Linked DNA regions of Homo sapiens: region 1 is linked to region 2. The links are chromatin loops, found by intact Hi-C in ENCODE. Cell type or tissue: natural killer cell. All regions are shown on one strand. Each heading gives the region's core, and the rest is flanking DNA. Links, peaks and the distances in the headings are about the cores only. Region 1 overlaps ST8SIA6 (ST8 alpha-N-acetyl-neuraminide alpha-2,8-sialyltransferase 6). Region 2 overlaps HACD1 (3-hydroxyacyl-CoA dehydratase 1).

Region 1 (9,697 bases), core at 1,597-6,596, 190 kb before region 2:
AAAAAAAAAAGAAGAAAGTTATTTAGCCCTTCTATGATTTCAGCTTCCTCAGGTGCAAAATGAGAATAATCCTCTCTTTGATGAATTTGATGCAAAATCTGTATGAGACAATGCATAAAAACACTTAGCACAGTCATTGGAGTGGAGACCCTGCTTAATAATCAGTATTCAGCAGTATTTGTTCAAAGAAACCAGAATGTGTCACCTCAAAATATGCCTCTTTGACATAAATGTTTTTTGAGCTAAAGGCAATTAAGAAGCAGACAGAAAAGCTCTCTGCCTTCCTTCTGTTTGCCTAAAAGCAGGGCAGAGAATTGCAAAGACAAAAGGTCTTCTACCCTCCCCCTATTTTGCACCTAAAGCCAGGATGTAAATTCTCCTTTACAACCTTTTATCAGCTCAGCAACAAAGCCAGGAGATTCTGCCAGTGGACTTCACTCCCTTCATTTCCCATAAATTTGCCTTCCCACATTTTCCCACTTCTAGGATCCTGGGACAGCTTCCCCTTTGTCTTGTCACTTCTCTGAGCTGTATTGTTCTTTGTCGAATATACGACATAAGCCAGACTCTTAAAGCCACTGCTTTGAGTTACTTTTCTCCCACGGGATGTGCACTGCATGCATTAATATACTTGCTTGTTTTTCTCTTGTTAATCTGTCTTTTCTTGTGAGTCTGTCCCAACTACAAACGTATGAGGGTTGAGGAAGAGTTACTTTTTTCTCCCATTCATAGTCTATACAGCGGCGGTTGTTACTGTCTTGGCAGGCCTCTTAAGGCAGCACTTCTTCAACTGCAGTGTGCCCATGAATCACCTGAGAAATGTGTTAAAATGCAGATTCTGGTTGAGTAGATCCAGGGTAGGCCCTAATATTCTACATTTCTGAAACCGAGGGCTAATCTTTTTTTTTTTTTTTTTTTTGAGATGGAATTTTGTTCTTGTTGCCCAGGCTGGAGTGCAACGGTGCAATCTCAGCTCACCAAAACCTCCGCCTCCCGTGTTCAAGTGATTCTCCCCCATCAGCCTCCCAAGTAGCTGGGATTACAGGCATGTGCCACCACACCTGGCTAATTTTTATTTTTAGTAGATATGGTGTTTCTCCATGTTGGCCAGGCTGCCTTGAACTCCTGACCTCAGGTGATCTGCCTGCCTTGGCCTCTCAAAGTGTTGGCATTACAGGTGTGAACCACCACGTCCGGCTACTGAGGGCTAATCTTTTAAGTTGCTTGCACCTTGTTGATTTTTGCTGCTTGTTGATTTTTTAAACCCACATAGCTTAAAGTCAGGCTGCTAAATGCTATAACTTAGCCTTCACTAGCTTCCCTATAAATAACACTCTGACATATATGTCACCATAGTAACAATTGCTTAAGTTGTCTTTCAGGAACTTGGGGCGGCCCCTGTCCAGTTCAAACCAGCTGAGACCACCAACCCTCTGAATGCACCTGCATGGATGTCGGAAAAGTGACACTTGCCATCAGAGGGCCAAAACTCCACCCTCAGATCATGTTAACACTGCTATTTTCTGACCATGTGTCCTAAGAAGAGCCGTGAGCCCAGACTGCACTTGCTCAGATCACCAGTTACCTCACTTCTCCCCACCCTCAATCACCTTTCCCCACCTTAGACCATCCTAATTCTTTACTCCATAAATATCCCTAAGCATTATCCTTGAGGAGGTAGATTTGAGAGCTGTTCTCCCATCTCCTGGCTGGGTTGCCCTGTGAGTAAATCTTTTCTCTTTTGCAAAACCCATTGTCACCATGACTGGCTTACTGTGTGCAGGCAGAATGAACCTGGTTTGGTGTCATATCTACGAGCTCCCAGACAATGCCAGTCCCACTGGACTAAGGGTCTCACTTTGAGTAACAAGTTCTTAAAAGTCTCCTGGATCAAGTTCTTCTGCCCTGACCGTCTTTTTCATAATAGTCTAGAGCAAGACTTCACACACAAGAAATGTTGGACTGTCTCATAGGCAGAAGGGTTTGTGGGAAAAGCAGTGAGTCCATTTGAAAGCTACAAAAGTAAAGTGAGCTCTCATCATGTCACCAATAAGTGTTCTGTTTTTAATTTTCAGATAAAAATCATAATAAAGGAAATAATGGAAGAGGAGACTTATGTTACTGGGGACATCTAACATAATTATTTTCCTGATTCAGTGGCATGGTTCAGTCTTCCAGGAGTTCTGCTACAGAGAAGAGAGTAACCCCCATCCATCATGGCCAAAGCACCCAGTCAGGCTCCGCTCTGGATCCAGCCCGACAAATGCAACCCTTGAATAGGGTTTGTGCAAGCAAACTGGATGACGACCGAAGAAACCCTGTCGCTTCTGAGAAGACACCCAATCCAAGAATGTGAGTTCTGGAAATGTCATTAAATGTCAGTTATATACATGCTTACGTGTCCATATTAGCTATGCAATCACCATCAGCAAGTTCTTTTTCTCAACCAAAAAAAGAAGTAAATTTCTCTGCTAATTAAATATTTCCTCAGGCCAGGCACGGTGGCTCACACCTGTAATCTCAGCAGTTTGGGAGGCCGAGGAGGGTGGATCACTTGAGGTCAGGAGTTCAGGATCAGCCTGGCCAACATGTGAAACCCCGTCTCTACTAGAAAGGCAAAAATTAGCTGGGCATGGGGGCATCTGTAATCTCAGCTACTTGGGAGACTGAGAGAGGAGAATCGCTTGAACCCGGGAGGTGGAGGTTGCAGTGAGCCGCGATGGTGCCACTGCACTCCAGCCTGGGTGACAGAGCGAGATTGTCTCAAAAAAAAAAGATAAAATAAATAAATGAATAAATAAATACATCTTCACTAAAACTCAAATAAGTGAATTTTGAGAGAAGAATTTTATTTTTTATTTTTATTTATTTATTTTTTTTGAGACGGAGTTTCGCTCTTGTTACACAGGCTGGAGGGTGATGGCACAATGTTGGCTCACCACAACCTCTGCCTCTCGGGTTCAAGAGATTCTCCTGCCTCAGCCTCCCAAGTAGCTGGGATTACAGGCATGTGCCACCATGCCTGGCTAATTTTATTTTCTTTCTTTCTTTTTTTTTTTTTTGTATTTTTAGTAGAGATGGGGTTTCTCCATATTGGTCAGGCTGGTCTCAAACTCCCAACCTCAGGTGATCTGCCTGCCTTGGCCTCCCAAAGTGTTGGGATTACAGGCGTGAGCCACAGCATCCAGCTGAAATAAGAATTTTAATGGGAAAATACCTTATCTGTATTCAGTGTTGACTCCATGCTAATTTGAGTGTTTGAGATGGCTATTAGGTGCTGTAACATTAAATAATTTACAAATACTTAAATATTTGAACCATAACTACAGTTTTAAAATAAGTTTACTCATCTAAGAGTGAAGATTCTCTTACAATCTGCAAGTCTATAGCTCAACTTTTACATATTCATGTTTTATATTCATTTTCAGGAAAGCATCAGGTTCAATACCTAGGAACTCCTGTAGAGGGTGTTGTGGAATCTTCTTTAAAAGAACAAAACAAGGCAAAACAAAGTTTAATAGGGTAGAGCAGCCAGGTGTGGTGGGTCATGCCTGTAATCTCAGCAATTTGGGAGGCCAAGGCAGGATCTCAGCAATTTGGGAGGCGAAGGCAGGCAGATCACTTGAGCCTAGGAGTTCAAGACCAGCTTGGGCAACATAGCAAGACCCTGCCTATACCAAAAAAAAAAAGTGAACCTAGGAGTATGAGGCTGCAGTAAGCTGTGGTTGTACCAGTGCACTTTGGGAGGCCAAGGTAGGCGGGTCTTCTGAGATCGAGAGTTTGAGACCAGCCTGACCAACATGGAGAAACCCCGTCTCTACTAAAAGTACAAAATTAGCCGGCATGGTGGTGCATGCCTGTAATCCCAGCTACTCGGGAGGCTGAGGCGGGAGAATTGCTTGAACTCAGGAGGCAGAGGTTGTGGTGAGCCAAGATCGCGCCATTGCACTCCAGCCTGGACAACAAGAGCGAAACTCCATCACAAACAAACAAACAATAAACAAAAACCATAGAGTGATTTCTGGCCAACAGAGCAAGAAAGAAGTGAACCAATGAAAACCGGTCCAAGTCTGGGAGTCAATATGGAAAAGCTGCCTAATTAATGTGGAAGCCCCAGGGAAATGATATACCATGAAAACCTAACACTACAAAAACTAGTTGTCAGACACATGTGAGCAGTGAACAGAATCCTAATATGCTGGTTTAACATTCAAAACTGGAGAGTGTTTGTGTATCTTCTAAAGACTGTTTGGGGTTTATTTGTGGAGTTCAGCTGAGTGTCATCAGAACAAAGATTAGTGCAAAAAATCTTTCAGAAATCATGCCCAAACATTTGCATGCACCTTAAATAAGAAATGAAATAGCAAGAAGAGTATGTCACAATAAAGTATAAATAGCAAGTGATATGTCTCATCGTACTGAGACAGTTTTATAAATGAGGCAAAGGCCTTGTCAAAAAATAATGATGATTTTCAAAATTCTGAAACGCAAAGGAGGAAAACTACTTCATTCAGTTAACAGGAAGCACACAAGAATCTCCCCATCAACCAAGATTTTTTTTTTCTATAACCCACGCTTTGTAAGACAATAATAGCAAAAACTATAAACTAGAATTTGTTGAAAGAACAACTTCTAGAATTTGCCCTTTATGTGCTGTTTTACCATTGTCATGTCTGTCTCTGGTATGACTTCCTCATCTATTAGTAGCCTCCTAATAAATTTGAACAAATGAATGAATGAATAAGAGACAACTAAGCATGAGGTATTGCAAGATGGTAACTCATCCAGGGAAAATTAAAACCTGGAGTGGATCAGATGGAAAAACAAAATAAGACACTAGAAAAAAATCACCAGGAGGGTTTCAAACCAAAAGATCCCCTGGTTAACCTTCAGCTAATTATAAGATTTAATTAACTAGAAAAACTCAATCCTTGTTTATTCTATTTAATTGAGATTTTACCATATTTAAAATGATGTTACTCAAGTGTTCTCATTAATATTTAATGAAAGTGTGAGAGAATTGGCTAACCAAATTTACTGTGCTTAGGTAAACTGTAATTAGGAAGGGTTAGCAGAGCATCCCAAGGGACCTATCAATCACAAAATGAAGCGATACAATTACAGATGAATTTCAACAAGGAAACACACAAAACAGTGATCCTCAAAAAAGATGGAATAAAATTACTTGAATGTGGTAGTCGGTTCTGAGAAATGCAATCAATCACATGTCATTTCAGACAACTCAGAAGGAATAACCCTACCCAACAGACTTGAACTCTTTGTGTGTGTGTGTGTGTGTGTGTCTGTGTGTGTGATAGAATTTCACTCTTGTCGCCCAGGCTGGAGTGCAGTGCGATCTCGGCTCACTGCAACCTCTGCCTCCCAGGTTCAAGCAATTCTTCTGCCTCACCCTCCCTAGTAGCTGAGATTATAGGTGCCCACCACCACACCCGGCTAATTTTGTATTTTTAGTAGAGAAGGGGTTTCACCATGTTGGCCAGGCTGGTCTCGAACTCCTGACCTCAGGTGATCTTCCCACCTGGGCCTCCCAAAGTGCTGGGATTACAGGCATGAGCCACTGCACCTGGCCCAGACTTGAACTCTTGATTGCATGAAAGTGTATTAATCTTCTATCTGCTTATTCCCAATTTCCCAGCTGATAAAATGCCCCACTGTTATTTCACTTAAATTTGGAATAACCTGCATCTAGTTAAGTTGGAGCTACTTTGTCTTGTTGCAGATTTTCTTTTGCTTTGCTGTCTTCATTCTAACTTGGCAGAGCCCAGGTGCTTTGTCTCTATTTGCCTGCAAGACCTCTTTTCCAAGACATGTCAGGTTTCTCTCTAAAGTACCTTCCACCTGGAGGATATCTGTTCTTGTTCTTTAATTCCTGGCCCTATTTCCTATTCATCTGAAAAACTAGGCTTTGTGAGCAGGATCATGCATGGCAATGAGTTCTAATGAGTTTTTAATGTTTCACACTTCATGATGAACATATATTTGCATTTCAGAAAATGCTTTTAAGGAATGTTTTTTTTTTTCTGCCCTCACTCCTAACTCAGTTGCCTTTAAGCAAAACCAAAGAGAGCCATGGCCAGCCTGTTCAAATGGCTGCAATCATTTAAGCCCCTCTCGCTGCACCCTGGCCCCTCTTGCCTCCCTAGCCTGCCCATGCTTGCCCCTGTCTCAACTTCTACCCCCACTCCAGCTGAAGAGATTTGCCATTCTCAGCTTTCACCTTTGGGGATCCCTCTTGACCATGGTTAGCAATTGCTGTGACCATCCTCACATCACAGATTTTTGGGCTTCTGTTTCTTAGGACAATGCCTGCTCTCCCTGCTAGCCTATCCCTCATCCCAGGCCCTCCAACCTCCAGCCACTGCAACTCTAGAGCCACATCCTATCCCATTGACTAACCCAACTGCCAAGCCAAGCCCAATCCCCAGACCTGGAGCTCAGAGAAATTATTAATCCAATCAAAGGCACTAAAGTTGGGATTCTGACTCTGAAGCAGGTACCAAATTTTGGACAGAGAGGGGCTCCTGAAACCATACTATTCCTGCATTAAGTGTCTGGCACTAGGCAGGGGATATGATGTGATCTAACAAGGCCATGCACTGGAATTAACCTGCGTGAGCTCCACTTGGCTGCCCTCTAAAGGTCAATGCATTGTTTGAGCCTAGGGGAGCCAGTCACTGCTACATCAATGGCTGCATCACGGTATCCTTTTTAGGACTAAACCTGCATTTTCCTAATATTCAGGTCTGTAGAAACTTTGACTGCAAGAATTTTACAGGAATGGGTAAATATCTGTAAGTACTTAAAAGTATATATGGTAATATACAATATGATAGAAGAAATAAGACCTAATGTTAGATAGATCAGCAGGGTAATTATAGTTTACAACCATCTTTTGTACAATTCAAAATAGCTACAAGAGAAAAAGGTGAGTGTTTTTAGCATAAAGAAAAGACAAATACTTAATGGATATCCCAAGTATACTGATTTGATATTTACAAATTATACAAATGTATTAAATTGTCATGTGTACTCCAAAACTATGTACATTATTATGCATCAATTAACAAAAGATAAAAGTATGTATGAATCAGTAAGTACTTCTAAGGACCTGTAAATCCATATAAGTGCACATTAGTATAAGAGAACTAAGGAGAATTTGAGATCAGTGTTTACACAGTGCTAGCATTTTGTTATCTAAAACACCTCTTTTTCAACTCTATCAAAGATTGAATGCATTTTTTAATTCAAGGAATATAATATTCAGGATGATTATTTTTATTACAGCTGTGGGCTTTTTCCTTGGGCATTGAACGCTTCCATTTAGTTCAACTACTTATTATCTTTTCTTCTCCTCTTCTTTTTTTTTTTTGCTTAACTTTCTATTTCTTTCCCAGTAATAACATATATTTTCTCAACTTCTTAAATCTCTTTATTAGATACAGTCGAATGTAATTTGGAATTTACGAGTCTTATCACATTCTCATTCTGCTTGAGCAATTCAAGATATAAGAAAAACAGACTGTCTACATTTCTTCAGAGTTCCTCCAACTATTGGCTTAAAATTCCTGAAATTAAAATTATAGTTCTTTGACATCGCTTCTGTCTAATCATTGCTGATACCTGGAAAACACCAAATGGCTTACTTACACAGTGTCCCACTCTGAAATTTCTCACATAAAGGATTGTCTTACACAGAAATACTGACCATTTTGACAAGGGAATGGCCCTAGAATTGGGCCAGAGCTAAAAATAAGCAGAATAAACAATTTTGATATTCTTCTTCAATGGTCATAAATCTAGTTAGCATGTTATCATTTACATATTATGATTTTGTTCATGATAGTTGTAGTAGAATGGCCTAAAGAAATCAAGATCTGTTTTATCTTCTACATTACTTTAGTTACTGTAAGACTGATAACTCACATTGTCGTTTACCAAGTATTTCCATTTGTTCCTTGGAATAATCCTGTGAAGTGGGTATTTTTTATCACTAGTTTCATATAATGAATATATTACTGTTAATGTCAATACATTCTATTTATCCAGCTCACTTATTCTAGTATTCTCTCTGCAGTGATTCTTTAATCTCATTGAGAAGCCCCCATGCCCAATACACGCCTCCTATCTTCATACACGCCTCCTATCTTCATTTCCCTCCTTCCCCAACTCACACCCTTGAAAACATTCTTATCTCTCTTGTTTCTTTTTCTGTTGTCCTTGACTGGCAAATTTGGAGGCATGGATGTACCCAACTCTTTGCCATTTGGGGCTACCCCCAACTAGCCAAATACTGCTAGAGAAACTCTCCTGAATGATTTCACTCTAAGTTCTATGAACTTCAAATGGGCATTTAAGGATACCTGGCAGTCCTACTATGTTTTCCTAATAAATTTCATTTTCCTCTTTCAAAATTGTTATTTATTCTCCCGTCTCCTCCAACCTCCCATATCCCCACCTCCACACTCACTCTCTGCTGCTGATGACCTCACTTCATACTTTATTGAAAAAAATAGAAGCCTGCAGAGGAGCAACACTTTCATACTGCTCCCACTGTATCTAAAAATCTCTAAGTTTCTGTGCCTGTCTTAGTCAGCTTGGGCTGCCATAACAAAATACCATAAAATGAGTGGCTTAAACAACAGAAATTTTTCATCTCATATTTTGAAGACTCAAAATGTTGGCATCGTTGGTACCTGGTGAGGGCTCTCTTCCTGGCTTGCAGACAGCTGCCTGCTGGCTGGGTCCTCACATTGTCTTTTCTTGGTGCATGCATGAGGGAGAGAGTGCTAGTGTCTCTTCCTCTTCTTATAAAGACACCAGCCCTATCAAATTAAGGGGTAGCTCTATGACCTCATTTAAATAGAATTATCTCCCTAAAGACCTTATCTTCTAATATAGTCACATTTGAGACTGTGGCTTCAACATGAATTTTGGGGAGACAGAATTCAGTCCTTCAGAGTGCCTGTGTTTTTCATCTTACCATATGTTACAACAGAAAAAAATGTCCCTGCTCTCATCAAAAATCAGTAACCCCCAGTATGTTCTGGCTCCTGCCCGTCTCACTTTCTTAACATTACTGACCCCCTCATCTCTTCCTTCTCTTACATAACTAGGGTTATCCTTCTCACAAGCACACAAACACGCTCCTCCCTTGACTCCATAATCCCTCTCCATCTCCCAACTCATTTTTCTACCCCCTGTAAGCACCACTTCTCTAACAAATTATCTAAAATTACTGCTTCCCCTTCCTCAACAATCTATTCCCTCATCAGAAGACTTAAAACTGGCTAATGTAGCTTCTGGGACTCAGAAAATGAAAGCCCAAAATATGACACTTCAGACTTCAAACTGAGAGCACATGGAGAGCAGCAAATGCAGAGAAGGACTTTCCCCAAAGGTCCCTCCCTACCTAAACACAGGATTCTCCTAAGATACTCAATCATTGTCAATCGCTTCCCCAGGGTATCTCAATGACTGGGAGAAGACTGAAGCCTATCCCAGGAAAAGAAGACTAGAATTGATGACACACCAGGAGTCCAGATGGGCTTTGTCTCAGACTACCATCTGTTCTTCAGGCCCATTCATCTTCCCTAAAACTCATTTACTCCTCCTCTAAATTGTCTGCATCCCACCCTTCCCCCTCCCTGTGAAGAAGGGTATATAAGCTTCTAAATCC
Region 2 (9,697 bases), core at 2,139-7,138:
AATAATTATTAGACTTTACATTGCAGGTCTATTGCTACTACTAAATTTAAACTTCAAAATTCTCTTTTCTTTACATATTTACAATAACCTTACGTAAGGTTAATAGTTCTACTTTAATCATTTGCTTATTGATTATCATCCTTTTTTTCCTAATACCAGTTTCCATAATAGGCAATGTCTTTTTAATAAAATAGTATCAACTTATTTTAGAGTACCAAAATACTTTTATGTATTAAAAAATGTATATGTAGTTTTTCTTGTTTTTGTTTTGAGATGGAGTTCGCTCTTGTCACCAGGCTGGAGTGCAGCGGCACAGTCTTGGCTCACTGCAACCTCCACCTCCTGGGTTCAAGTAATTCTCCTGCCTCAGCCTCCCAAGTAGCTGGGATTACAGGTGTGTGCCACCATACCCAGCTAATTTTTGGTGTTTTTTTTTTTTGTTTTTTGTTTTTTTTTGAGATGGAGTCTTACTCTGTCGCCTAGACTGGAGTGCAGTGGCACAATCTTGGGTCACTGCAACCTCCACCTCCCGGGTTCAAGCAATTCTCCTGCCTCAGCCTCCTGGGTAGCTGGGACTACAGGCGCCCGCCACCACGCCCGGTTAATTTTTGTATTTTTAGTAGAGACAGGGTTTCACCATGTTGGTCAGGCTGGTCTTGAACTCCTGCCTTCAGGTGATCCACCCGCCTCAGCCTCCCAAAGTGCTGGGATTACAGACATGAGCCACCATGCCCGGCCTATGTAGCTTTAAAAAAAGTATTGTAATGGTAACTTCTTTGGTGCATAAAATCACAAATGACTGCTTTTGTCCGCGGCAGCTAGTAATTTATTGATCAAACACTGCGTTTAAAAAGACCAGTGATTATCCTAAATTTTATATCTAAACCTTGAAATTACCAAGGTAGTTATTTTTAAGAGGCATTTGAAAAAGTCTTTGTGGTTACTAATGAAAACCAATTATTGCAGAAAACTGATAATACCACCTGAAGCATGAGTAGCTACTAATGAGTATATTATATTGTCTAAAACTGCTACCGTAACAAAATAAATTGACAAGTTAGTTCCTGAATTCCCACATTAAAAGAAGAGTGAGCTTGTTTAAAGTAGAGTTAAGAAAGTTCTACTCTAAATCCAAAGTCATCATGTGTTCATTTGGTCTGTGGCAAGGTCTGGAACACACAGTAGGCCAGGCATCCTGTATGCTTCCAATTAGGAAACACTCTGTGTTCTACTGGCTGGTCTCCAATAAGAGGGGCCTAAAGGATCCAAGATGATCATATTTCTTCATTAAAAAAAAAAATCATTTTTCTCTGACTCAGTCACTATATAACAGTTACCACAGAAAACTTAAGAGGCCAGAGTGCAAGACCACTCTGGGCGATATAGTAAGACCCCGTCTCACAAAAAAAAATTTAATGAGCAGACCACAGTGGTGCATGCCTGTCGCCCCAGCTACTTGGGAGGCTAAGGCAGGAGGATTGCTTGAGCCTAGGAGGTCAAGGGGGCAGTGAGCCAAGACCGCACCACTGTACTCCAGCCTGGGTGACACAGCGAGACCCTGTCTCAAAAAAAATAAATTTAATTTAAAAAAAGAAAAATGTTTTTAATTTAAAACAAAAGGTCAACATTTTGATGGAAAAAGAAATCAAATTAATCTGTATTTTATTTAATCATTTTGTTGGCATTAGGAAATATCTATAAAGAAAAGTCAAAGTTGTCAGTATTGAAGAAGCTTGGAGACAAATTAAAAATTGCATTATTCCTGTATGTCAAGGATATGCGAAGATAAGAGATGGGGAGAAGGGCAGAATTATTTGCCAAAATAGATGAGCTATTCAAGAAAGAAGAATGATTCCTTCACTGTACCTGTTAATCCCTTCTTGGCCTTGGAGAAACTCCCTGCTTTCTTACCAGTTTTGGGTAGTTATTTGTGTATCATTTAAATCAATCTTTCCCTATTCCTCAATTTATTAAATCCCATAACTGGACATTTTATATACCTGTCTCAGTAAAATACCCAAACTGATTAAGTTGCAATTTTTACTTTATGTGGTTTTCAAAAGATTTTTTTTTTTTTTGGCAGGATTGTTCTTCAATAGAAGAAAAAATTAACACTCCTACAATAAGCTAGTTGAAAGTCTTAAGGGCAATGAAAATTTCTAATGAAATGGGAACAAATTATATAATTTGACTTTACTTGCACTTCAAAAAGATTGCATGTTACTACTTCTCTAAGTTCTGAGGGCAGTATGGGAGATTTAACTATGGATAGACCACATTAAAAAAAAAGATACAATGCTTCTTTGAAGGTTCCCAATTACTATCTAAAATTTTTTTGAAGGGAGTGCATTTTAAATCAATATGAAAAACCTAACTTAATATATACAATTACCTATTCTGAGGACTTTTCCAAGAACACTTATGACACATAAATAGAATCAAAGTATATTCAAACTGTAACAATAGGCCAAACTACTTATAACTAAGAAGCCATTTCTAAAGTGTAGTTTTATTCGAGAATGACAGCTTCAACATCTGAACATAAATACAAATATTATTTTACCTTACTTAATGGAGTTGGGAAACATATTTAGATGGCTGGGATTTTTAAGATCTTTTTGACATGAAACATAATTATTTATGATTATGATCAACTGACAAAGTATTATGTAACATATGATTTCAAAGCTGAAAGACTGTATAACTTGTTTAACATTAAGGCAATGGATAAACACTTTCTTCTTTTGAGACAGAGTCACGCTGTGTCACCAAGCTGGAGTGCAGTGGTGTGATCTCAGATCACTGCAACCTCCACCTCCTAGTTCAAGCAATTCTCCTGCCTCGGCCTCCCAAGTAGCTGGGATTACAGGCACATGTGGCTAATTTTTTAATTTTTTAGTAGAGATGGGGTTTCACCATGTTGGCCAGGCTGATCTGGAACTCCTGACCTCAAGTGATCCGCCCACCTTGGCCTCCCAAAGTGTTGGGATTACAGGCATGAGCCACCACGCCCAGCCTGCAATGGATAAACACTTTCTAAACAGCAAATTTAAACATACGATGGCAGAGTTTTTATCTTTTCCAGACACTCAAGACATGCAAATGCATTCCAAAAGACAGACACACAAAGCCATCAAGTCTAATGTGCCAACCTCAGGAAAATATGCAATGTACATTCTGCTATCCTCTTCAGACAAATTTTGTAAATTCAGCACATGAAAAGAGACTATATGGTAAGTTAGTATTTTCAAAGGTGCCAGAGGTCCAGAACATTGTCATGCGAAATGATATTGATGTGTTCTAGGATTAGAGTCCAGCTACATTCAAAACTGCCAACCTTTAAAAAGCTCAGTCACTAAAGGTAAACACATTTTCATGTACAGTAAGATTAAAACCAACCAAATCCATATAAATGGTAGTACAACCTTCTTATGACAGACAAGACACTTAAGCTCAAATTATAATTTCAAAGTATCTCATCATATACAAAGTGGTAAGCCGCAAGTGTCTAAAAAAGAGCTAGAGAATATTAAAAAGTCACAAAGAGTATATAACATGGCCAGGCGCAGTGGCTCACACCTGTAATCCTAGCACTTAGGGAGGCCGAGGTGGGTGGATCACTTGAGCTCAGGTGTTCGAGACCAGCCTGGGCAACATGGTAAAACCCCATCTCTACAAAAAATACAAAAATTAGCCAGGTGTGGTGGCCTGCACCTGTACTCCCAGCTACTTGGGAGGCTGAGGCAGGAGAATCGCTTGAGCCCAGGTGGTGGATATTGAAGTGAGCCGAGATCGTGCCACTATCCTCCAGCCTGGGTGACAGAATGAGACCCTGTCTCAAAAAAAAAAAAAAAAAAAAGAGAAAAAAACCCATAAAACACAATTAACAGTGGTTATCCTTGGTTAGAGAGATTATAAGTAATTTAAAAGTGGTTTTCCTTCTTTTTGGTTTATATATTCTCATTTATTATATTTGAACATGTATAATACTTGGGATTAAAAAATAGTAATTGACCAGGCATGGTGGCTCACACCTATAATCCCAGCATTTATCACCACCTGACATATCACATATTATTAGTTTATGTTTTGTCTTCATCATAAGACAGAGAATTTGTTTTGTTCATACCTACATCTCAGGCATGCAGTAGGCACACACCATTTGTCATTGTTATTGCTACCATAAAGTACAATACAAAGAATAAAATGAACAAGTCTATACTGATTTGTGACTTGTTCTCCAAAGAGCAGTTTTGCTTTTATAATAACTTTCTAAAACGTCAATTGCTCAAAGAATTCAAACTTCAAGAAGAACAGATATCTTTTCCTTTAAAAACTGTTGCTTTAGGATATATTTGGAGCCCTTCAAATATAAATTTTATCCACATTCCAAATAATACAATTTTAAGTAAGTGTGACTTTTAAAAATGTCTCTGCAACTTAAAGCAAAGAAAAAAACCAATCGCATTGTGTAAATGGTATAAATTGTGGCTGCTAGATTGACTATTAAAATAATTTACATCACAGACAAAAAAAAAACATATTTTTGGTACTGCTTATGTAAGCTAATTCCAAAAATGTATATTGTGCTTTCCAAAAAAAAATGAATGACTAATTCTGAGGTTAAGGATACCACAATTTGTCTCACATTGATTTCACTCAAAATATTTATTAATACGATTCCTCTCTCATCATTAAGCTTTTAGAATACAAATCATAACTTGTATAATTATTAGTTATACCAGTTATACCTCCTATAACAGCATTCTGGCATCGTGGGGCTGAAACACGAATTTTAATTCTCTGGCGTTAGCACACAAAATAAGCATGCACAGGACAAGGAGAAACTAAACTGCAAGATATCGCCACCTGGCCCATTTAATGAAGTATGGCAAGTGGTCAAGAAGGCTGAATGTGTAGAAGGAATAGCGAGTGATCTCTGTCACAGTCCACGCGACCAGAAAAAGCACCACACTCTCTTCATTCTGGATCTGCAGAATTACAGAGAAACCCAGTGTCATTCAACCTAGAACTTACTTTTCAGTGAAGGTACTTACTTTACTTATTTATTGCCTTTTATTTATAATGGAATGTTAGGGTTAGGCAAATGCAATATAGAAAACTTAATGCAGTCACCATTAACATAATTAATTATAAACGTGGAACTTAAACGTATCTTATGCACAGGAATAGTTGAGCATAGACTCGTTTTTCTTCCCTCGTCCTTCACTTCAGGAAATAACGCTATCATCAGAGGACAATGTTACCTTGCTGAAACCAAAATCTGACCCTCCTACTTCTAGTAATCATTGAATCACACCTGTTCTACTGTAGGACCAACGCTTGAATTGCTCACTCATCTTTGGCCCTTTTACTACTATTTTAATTCAGGGGTTTATCATCTCTCATCTTGACTACTGTAACTGTTTCCTAAATAGTCTTTCCTCCCTTTATTGTCCTCATGAATGCAAGTTGTCTTTTAAAAAGAAGTCAAAGAAGCAAATACATAAAAAACAAATTGGAATCAGCTAAGTCCTGTGATTTAAAAGTTTCACTGGTCCCACACTTCTTAACAGAATAAAAGGATGAGCCCTAATACCTGGGCACCATATTCAAGGTTCTTTGCAATCCTTGCTCGGAAATCTCTCCAACTTCATCTACAATTATTCAACCCTTCTACCTACTTCTCTCTCTGGTGACACTAGATGTTGTTATTTCCAGAATATGCTCTGAACTTGTGCAATTTAACACATGCTATTCACTCTCACTGGAATGTTACTCTCTTATTCCATAAAAAATCTTTTCCTATCTTTCAAGATTCAGCTAAAACATCTCGCCCTCTAGAAAACTGACTCCAACCCTCTCCTCTCACCCTGAGCAGTTATTTGCTCACCACCTTTATTTATTTATTTATTTAGCTTATTTATTTATTTATGTGAGACGGAGTCTTGCTGTGTCACCCGGGCTGGAGTGCAGTGGCATGATCTCGGCTCACTGCAACCTCCACGTCCTAGGTTCAAATGAGTCTCATGCCTCAGCCTCCGGAGTAGCTGGGATTACATGCCCTGCTAATTTTTGTATTTTTAGTAGAGACGGGGTTTCACCGTGTTGGCCAGGCTGGTCTCGAATTCCTGATCTCATGTAATCTGCTTGCCTCAGCCTCCCAAAGTGCTAGGATTACAGGCATGAGCCACCATGCCCAGCCCAGCACCCTTCTTCTACTGTACTTTGTTCATATCTGTGTTGTGGCATTTGCCAATCTGTACTAAGAGTTGTCTGGCTAACTCTTGTACATGTCAGCATTCAACATCTGTATCCCTCCTTAAGGGAAGCCTTCTTGCACTCCCTACGTCAGACTAAGTCCTTAGGTATACTGCAACGCATACCGAGCTCTTGCTTCAAAGCACTTAACACGTATATGATTAAATATTTGTTTAGCTTCTCTCCCAAGTATAGGCTCCACCAGGCGAGAACCATGTTTGTTTTATCAACAGCCATATCCCAGCACACTGCCGGGCACAGATGAGGTGCATGATTAGCATTGTGCGTGATTTAACGTTAAGTGTACCCCACTTCCCAACAGCCAGTACACTGGACAGCTGGGATTGCCTTGTTCTTTTTTTTTTTTTTTGAGACAGAATCTCGCTCTGTCACCCAGGCTGGAGTGCAGTGATGCGATCTCAGCTCACTGCAACCTCTGCCTCTTGGGTTCAAGTGATTCTTCTGCCTCAGCCTCCCGAGTAGCTGGGACTACAGGTGCGCACCACCACACCTGGCTAATTTTTGAATTTTTAGTAGAGACAGGGTTTCACCATGTTGGCCAGGCTGGTCTCGAACTCCTGACCTCAAGTGATCCACCTGCCTCAGCCTCCCAAAGTGCTGGGATTATAGGCGTGAGCCACCCCACCCGCCCACCTTATTCATTTCTGTAAATCCAGAAATTTGCACAGCACCAGGTGTAGAGAACGCATTCAATAATATTGGTTGAATTAATTAACGAGTGCTGAATAGGTACCAGTGGGAAACTATCGTCAGCAAAAAATAAATAGGAATATTAAGGCAGAGATCCTCTGGAGGATAAACGGGGCAGACGGGTCCTGTTTTATTTTTGGAACTCGCGACTCTCAAGCTTCCCTTTACCTCCATCTCTCTAGTTAATGTCTAGTTAATGTTGTCTTTCTTCTTCATTCTTCAGACTCATGGTGGTCCTAACTCAGCTATTATATTCCCTCACTGCCTGGAAGAGTCTGTCTTCTAGTCTGTTAATGCTGTCCTCCTGCTTTTAAACTAGTAGGCAAAGTTAATTAATAGTTTGCCTCTCCCATTGCATGTGCTCACTGCTATCTGCACTATCTGCATGGCAGTCGCTGTTTAGGGTGCAGGTAAATCATGCAAGTTGAGTGAAAGATACTAGTCAAGAGGGATAAAGTATAAAGAGCAGGAGGTCAGTGAGCTGTCCCCATGCAGACAGGGGGCCAGTGAAGCTAAGAGGAACAGAGAAGAGGTCAGGTGTCAGTCCCCAAGCATCTAAGAAAGGCATGTGAGAAATGGAAAGGAGGCCAGAGATCTGTCCTCGAGTAGACAGGAGGCTCTAAAGGCTGTCAAGAAGGTCAGAAGGGTTGACATAGGAAATGTTCCTGTCATGGGTTTAATTTTTTTTTTTTTTTGAGATGGAGCCTCACTCTGTCACCCAAACTGGAGTGCAGTGGTGCGATCTCAGCTCACTGCACCCTCCACCTCCCAGGTTCAAGCAATTCTCCTGCCTCAGCCTCCCGTGTAGCTGGGATGGCAGGCGCCCGCCACCACATCTGGCTGATTTTTGTATTTTTGGTAGAGATGAGGTTTCACCACGTTAGCCAGGCTGGTCGCGAACTCCTGACCCTCAGGTGGTTCACCCACCTTGGCCTCCCAAAGTGCTGGGATTACAGGCTTGTGCCACCTCGCCCGGCCCTGTCATGGGTTTAAAATGCCCAATATCTTGACATAGCAGCATGGTGTCTATCTCGCCTGAAAGGTTTGAATCATTAATTAGATTCAATAATTAGGTCTGTCTCCTGTCATGCCTCAATAAAAATTGTTTATTTTTCCTAAAGCTCCTTAGCAATTTTTTGACAATTATTTTTAATTGAAAATTTAAATTGCATATATTTATGGTGTACAACATGATGTTCTGAAATATGTACGCATTGTGAAATGGCTAAATCAAGCTAACGAACCTATGTATTACCTTATGTACTTATTTATTTGTGGTAAGATCACTATTCTCTTAGCAATTTTCAAATATACAATACATTGCTATTAACTATAGTCACTACGTTGCATAATAGATCTCTTGAACTTAATTCCTCCTAACTAAAATTTTTATCCTTTGACCCCTTCTAACTTTCAGTCTTTTCCGTTTGTTCAGATCTACAGAACTGCATTTACTTTTTATGTCTGTTGCTGTAATACTCAATGCTAAATAAGATATAATTTTTTTTTTTTTCAGACGGAGTCTCGCTCTGTCGCCCAGGCTGGAGTGCAGTGGCACAATCTCAGCTCAATGCAACCTTTGCCTCTCGGGTTCAAGCGATTCTTCTGCCTCGGCCTCCTGAGTAGCTGGGATTCCAGGTGCTCGCCCCCACGCCTGGTTAATTTTTGTATTTTTAGTAGGAACAGGGTTTCACCATGTTGGCCAGGCTGGTCTCAAACTCCTGACCTCAGGTGATCCACCCGCCTTGGCCTCCCAAAGTGCTGGGATTACAGGTGTGGGCCACTGCGGCTGGCCAGAAATAATAAATTGTATACTGACAACTTCGATTACATAATCAAAGAGGACAACTTGGATTGAAAAGAAACTTCTATAGAAAAGAACATTTTCTGCAGGTTATTTGACAGAACCTGAATACTGATTTCAAAAACTGGAAAATATCAAAGGAGAATATATTACGGATCTAAGATGCCAATATTTGGGTTTGTTTGTGTATCAAAGTCATTCTGCTAAGGCACTAAGTCAATGCACAACATCTAAAACTCAAACCCAACTCCTTTTTGTCCAACACTTCCACCTCCTGAAATATACAAATGTTAATATTTTAGATTCCTATGAATGGAAAGCTTTCCTGCAGGCTCAAGTAGACAACATGTTTGTGTCACTTACTGGTTTTATACTGTGAGTAATGAGCCACACCATAAAGATTCTTGAACTCACTTGGACCCCAGTCACAATCACAGAAGTAGGTACAATTCCTTAAAAAGAAAAACAAGTGAACTATTGCCCTAAAGGCAATTTATAATAAAAGTATAAAATTGAAGCAAAAACTCACCAATTAAACAGTGAACTATCTGTAAGCAAATAGAAAAAAATCATTACGTCAATAATAGAAAACATTAAATAAACCACTGTCAACATTGGCATTCAGCAAATCCATAGGTGGTATGTAATCAGCAAAATCATATTGATTTTGCACAACAAAAAATGTTCACATAAATATTACAGCAATAGAAAAACAGCATGATGGAAAACTTACCTCAAGCAAGGCAAATGTCTGGAAAAATTTAAGTGTCTTCTGAATACTTTTATATAAACCTCTGTGTGTTCCTTTTTCCATATAAAAACGTACCATGGCAATAGCTAGAACCAACCACCTAAAAAAAAAAAGTATTTCATAAAGTTCTTTCGAACTTAATACCACTGATTTATACATTTGTGTTTACA

The links. Hi-C counts contacts between places; a loop is a spot of excess contacts. Peaks named below come from ENCODE experiments on the same cell type or tissue, not always from the same donor. Only the 100,000 strongest peaks of a DNase experiment are listed, where the experiment ranks them.
Region 1: a loop joins it to region 2, with 22 times the contacts of the local background. A loop is called at or near these places in 13 of 110 quality-filtered maps.

The regions. Positions count from the first base shown.
Region 1 is chr10:17,405,893-17,415,589 of GRCh38, forward strand. The region is part of intron 2 of ST8SIA6 (ST8 alpha-N-acetyl-neuraminide alpha-2,8-sialyltransferase 6); the gene reads right to left. It overlaps ST8SIA6-AS1 (ST8SIA6 antisense RNA 1), which reads left to right. Exons shown (of 3, transcript NR_034129.1): 3 at 2,076-2,394. Among named protein-coding and RNA genes, the nearest start is that of ST8SIA6-AS1, 24 kb to the left of the region's middle. In natural killer cell, for the core only: no CTCF peak of the experiment used is centred there; a DNase peak (open chromatin) is centred at 3,479.
Region 2 is chr10:17,594,421-17,604,117 of GRCh38, forward strand. It overlaps HACD1 (3-hydroxyacyl-CoA dehydratase 1), which reads right to left. Exons shown (of 7, transcript NM_014241.4): 2 at 9,510-9,627; 3 at 9,306-9,324; 4 at 9,140-9,228; 5 at 4,870-4,991. Among named protein-coding and RNA genes, the nearest start is that of HACD1, 18 kb to the right of the region's middle. In natural killer cell, for the core only: a CTCF peak has its summit at 4,898; a DNase peak (open chromatin) is centred at 4,871.